2 separate regions of the Homo sapiens genome follow, and region 2 is linked to region 1. Evidence: chromatin contacts called from ENCODE Hi-C or POLR2A ChIA-PET data. All regions are on one chromosome and are shown on one strand. The core of a region is the stretch at or near the end of the contact, and the rest is flanking DNA. Distances in the headings are between cores, read along the strand shown.

The links. A loop is a pair of places that touch in the nucleus more often than their neighbours do. ChIA-PET counts read pairs that join two places held with the same protein, here RNA polymerase II (POLR2A). Pooled maps may share reads with other maps.
Region 2: a loop to region 1 is called in a map of cardiac septum, with 2.4 times the contacts of the local background. The contact joins two enhancer-like sites. A Hi-C loop is called at or near these places in 1 of 168 maps with a recorded cell type or tissue (cardiac septum) and 2 of 50 pooled maps. POLR2A ChIA-PET finds 5 or more read pairs at or near these places in 1 of 52 experiments (OCI-LY7).

What each region holds. Positions count from the first base shown.
Region 1 is chr6:117,137,824-117,140,409 of GRCh38, reverse strand. No RefSeq gene overlaps it. Among named protein-coding and RNA genes, the nearest start is that of VGLL2, 130 kb to the left of the region's middle. Within about 2 kb of position 1,274, at least 2 of the 41 ENCODE cell types and tissues checked have a DNase peak (open chromatin) inside an H3K27ac peak, as active enhancers do.
Region 2 is chr6:117,198,939-117,201,524 of GRCh38, reverse strand. No RefSeq gene overlaps it. Among named protein-coding and RNA genes, the nearest start is that of VGLL2, 65 kb to the left of the region's middle. Within about 2 kb of position 1,309, at least 3 of the 41 ENCODE cell types and tissues checked have a DNase peak (open chromatin) inside an H3K27ac peak, as active enhancers do.

The DNA.
Region 1 (2,586 bases), core at 25-2,524:
GGTTTTTTAACTAATGTATGTTTTCATTTTTTTCAAGATAACTTATTTTAAAGGATGCCTGGCTTATGGCAGGTGAGAAATAAATATTTGTTAAATAAATATACCTATCCATGTTAAAAGGCAACTAGCTAATAGCAATAAGTCAATCCATGTGATAAAAATAGACTATTATTTTCCTAGGTGCCTCACATATATCATCTTGATTCATCTTTATCATAATACCACACAGTAAGCATTTTTCCCTATTTGCAGATAAGGAAAATGAGGCTCAGAGAGATAAAGTAATTTGACCAAGTTCACATAGCCCATAAGTGGCCAAAGCATTGTTCGTACTCAGGTTTAAAAGACCAGAAACCTAACATCATTTGTATTTGTCTTTAGGTCCTTTATCAACACATCAAGACATCTGAGCTTTTTCCTTATCGTCATCTCTGTAATAATGAAGAATATATAATGAATGGTAAAATTCAGGTTTTAATGTGTTCTTTTATTAACCTGAAGCAGACCTTGCAGATAAGCCAGAGATTTTTAAGTCTGAGTATAAGTTGATGGCTGTTTCCACCATCTCCTACTCTTCAAGCCCTCAGGCTTGAAGTTTCTTGGTGTTTGTTCATGAACATGCATTCTGATGAAATGCAGAGCATTCTAAAATACTTGGCTTGCTAGTGGATCTTTAGAGATTTTCCAACAGCTGAGTGTTCAGGACAAACCTTCCCCCTTCACACCTCCTTAGGATCTCACACTTTCAGATCAGTCCAACATGTGGGATGGTGAAGGTAGATAAGATAGGAGGACAACAATGGAAGAATCCAACCTCAGAGGCTCTTACAACAGAGATCAAGCTGGTGTGCACAGTTGCTGAGCTGAGATTCAATGTGAAATATTGGATGTTCTCCAGCTATTTTAGTGACTTCCTCCTTGAGCTTTCAATCTCTTTGTCTTCCCTTTGGATTCTTGCAAAGAAGGAAAAGGGCAGCTCAGAGATATCCTTTCATTTTCCTCAAGACTCTATATTCCACTTCTTAGAAAAAAAGCCAAATAAATAGGAAGGAAGTTTGGTCTGAAACCACCAAATAAAAATTGACACAAGAATACTGGCTCTGTGTTTTTATACCTATATTGCAGTCATCCAACCAGTCAATAATAATTTCTCAAATCTGCCTTGGCCAGGTGTAACACTTTTGCTTTACAATACACTTCCCTCTTGATGTCATGCTGCCTCCTCTTTGGCATTTTACTAGATCTTGTGGGGCTCTGCCAAGGGCACCAGACAGGCTTTCTGTCAGGAGTTTTTCCAGGCTAAGAGCCAAATATGTGGCTTGGAGTTTTCCAGAACCTCCTTAACTGTTCTTTTCAGCCCTGATCATTTATGGTAGAGGCAGGAGGGTGCAGGACACAATGGATTATGTCATTGGGTGGTTTGTGGACTCTTTGTTAGTAGGCAACATAAAGAAATCTGTAAGAAGGATGTGAGCTGTCAATACCAGGATGCAAGTTATAAGGAAGGAAGATTTTAAGAATGTGGTAATGAGAAATATCGGCCAATCCGATCTGTCCTTACCAAAGGAAGGAAAAAAATCCTCTAGTTTGGTAATGTGAAAGTTCCAATTGCAACCAGCAATCTCCTGATATTTGATTCTCTATGATCATTGTGGCTTTCCCATAGTGTGAAGTTGGCTAGACTTGCATTGTAACACAGACATCCCACTGGAACTCTCAGGCCCAAGATGGAAAGCTGAGCTGCCTATCAGTAAGCAATACTTTTTAAATCTTGGAACCTTTTCATCATGATGTCATTTGGTTTCGCAGCTCAGATTGCTTCCTAGCTGATATTCTTTCCATCCAGAGTAGCAATGTGTGCCTTGTGGCGCTTTGAAAATGCCTCAAGACTTTCACTCTACTTTTACTTATAAATAGACTTCCACTCCATCTAAATCAATTTCAGATTAAATTACACTTTATTAGTCTCTGAAATATTACCATAAATTGGAATTTAAAATAAGCTGCAATGAGACCAAACTCAGTTGACACAAAAATATTAGGCAGCTAACATATTGATTGACAATTTGTATTTTTAAATGTTTTTATTAAAATTCCTTTAATCTAGCTCTTGAGTTAATTTGTTTTGGTTTCCACATTGTATTTTTTATTTAGGGAGGTTGGGAGATCGTTATCCTTTGCACTCTGTGGGACTATTGATTTGAATTTTGATTTGTCCTGTTTATCCATAGGATACCTGAAATTGGCAGTTTAGATGGCAAAGCATAGTTCAAAAGTAAACAAGATGCCTCAGGTAAACACAATGCCTAATTTGTTCATAGATTACTTAAATTCTGTTACCTTTAACTGCGTAAAGACAGAGAGTGCCTTTAGCAAGATGAGCCATTGCTTTATTTTTAAAGCTCGCTTATGTCAACGCTTCCTATCCATGACTAGGTTGGCCACCATTATTCAGGGGTGAGATCAGACTTCTTTTCTTTCCTAGAGCTGCTTGCCATTTTCCCAACACCTGCCTTGCAAGTGACAGCTCTGTGGGTGTCCTCATAAATTACAAATCATGTGCCTTGGTTCTGATGCCTTGGGACA
Region 2 (2,586 bases), core at 60-2,559, 61 kb before region 1:
CCGCTGGCTCATCTCCATCTATTAGCCCATTAGCTAAGTGGTGATGCTGTTGGTCCTATTGGGTGGTTCACTGAATTAATCAGTCTGTGTAACAGATGTTCTTTTCTGGGTATGTGGTAGAGGGGTGTGACTTAGGTCTGTAATCAGAGATGGTTTCCCTACCTTCCATGTTTAAGTCACAATAAGGTACAGGTAAGAAGGAAAGATCATAGCATATCCATTTCTACCACTGCTGGAAAAAACTTCTTATAGCCAATGCCCCCTTTATACCAAGAGGAACCCAAGTCTGGTTTTCTAGATCCAATGTGAAACTCATATTTCCCCTTGAGTGGGACACAGTTAATACACCTTAAGAGTTTCCCCGGGGTAAATTTTTTTTATTAGAGTTCAGAACTTTAATTAAATCTTTAAATATGGTGGTTGGTTGTAATATATATTGATTCTTTGATTTTGGGAACTGTAGGTAGCTAATAACTGTTCAAAAAATCTTCAGAAAATAACTCAAAGATTTTATGCTGTATGAGGTCGCAGGCTTCTCTGTCTTTTCTGATAGAGACTGTTTCATTCTTATATGTTCCTTTTTAGGTATCCTAGAGAGTCAGTCATAGAAAAGACAAACACATTTATAAATGTGCTATTTTTATTTTTGGCTCTATAGACTACCTTAACATATGGCAAAGTTTCTATGAAAGAGGATATGAAGGCCCTAGAAAGTTGGGGAAACATGAACATATAGCCAAATTTAGATATCTTAAAAACAACAAGGTGTACTTACAAGCTTAAAAATAATTTTCTCAGTAAATCTACAAATAATAATCAAAAGGATGAGAGTGGGGAGTGTAGGAGTTCACTCTTTATAGATATTTATTTAAAAAGCCCTAATGAGAAAGTGTGAAACAAGAACAAGGAGCAATTTTCTACAGAGAGACAGAGAGAGAGAGAGAGAGAGAGAGAAATACTATGTGTTACATGCTGAGAGTGTCAAAGGACTGTAAAGATGTACCCATTTTAAAAGTTTTTAATGAAATCATATATCGAGGTGAACTACATTAAAATTTATTTTTCAACCATTCTAGAAATGATAGTCCAAGTTGGCATGTCAAGACTGGTAGGTCACGCACTATTCACTGTAGCTCAGATTGCTGGGAGTCACATCCTCCTTGTTAGTTTCAGGTGACAGCTCACTGTACAGGGGAGATCCACTTGTAGAGAAAGAGAGAAGAGGGATAGGAAGATTTAGCACTGCATTTTCACAGGGCAAGAAATTCCAACCTAGCTCCAATGTGTGTTGGCCCGTTGCCTGGGATCTTGTTAAACACATGACCATCACTCTTCTGCCTATTTCTGGCCTGGATTTGGAGCTTGGTGTCTAAGCAAACCCCACTGGAGCTAAAATTAGGCAGCCAAATTGTGACAAGACATACTTGTCTTCAATAAAGAAGAGACATCTATTTAAAAAAAATGGATGTATCCGTGGGTCAACGTAAGTCACACGCATCTTAGCAGACTGTTTTCATTATGCAGAAACAAAATTAAAATAGACCAGCTAACTAGACTGACTGCATTCTGGCCTTTAGCCATTTAATATTGCCAGAGTAGCCCAATTCTGTTGCTAATGGTCCTGTCTAGCTGTAGGAGAGTTTAAGGAGTAAAAGCAAAATAATGAACTATTGACATGAATGATGAAAAGCAGAGCAAACATATATAACCATATATTTTAGATGAATGTAATTTTATGATTTCAAAGTTTGGAGGCCTTTTATATCACAGGAGGAATGTGTTGGGGTTTGAGAATCAAGGCATTCTCTTTCATTTGACTGGTATCTTATAGAAGCGGAATTATCATTGAAATTATAGCAAAGGACAGTAACAACAATTCTTTATATTTGTGTGACATTTTTACCTTTTAAAATATTTTTACACTTATTTCTCAAACTTCTCACTAAATATCTTTTGACTGCCCACTTTATGGGTATTACCATAAATGGTATCGTGGGAGAAATCAGTGATGAATCAGAAATTTTTTCTCCCATCAAGGAGCATAGGATCTGTTTTTAGAGGCAAAAAATAAATGCAGGAAAAATTAAACAACCACAACAAAAGAATTCAATGGCAATTTGAGCTCATAGTAGAAGAGCTACTTAAAAAGTAGTAATGATTAACTGTTTAACTGCCACATGTCTTCCATAGAGGAATTTAGAGGAAAATAATCACTTCTGTTTTCATTGATTATGGAGGAAGGAGTTCCAAGAATATGTAGAGGTCCATGGAGATAATGATGCAAAGAAAACAGGGAGACTAGAAGAAAGGTTTCAGATAATGGTGGGTACATTCTTTTGATGGAAGCTTATGTAGGGAATTAGCTGTCTTCACACTGGATGTGTCTATAGCAGGTGTGCACCTTTATATTTACTTGAGAGATTAAGCCTTGCTAAGTCCAGAGGAAGCCTGAAGACACAGAGCCTGCTGTACCTCTGGAAGGAACTCGAGCCTGGGCAACCAGACTCAGGCTGCTACTCTTTCTATCACACAATACTTAAAATCACAGCCAAAACATAAATAAGCAAAAAACTAAATAGAATCAAC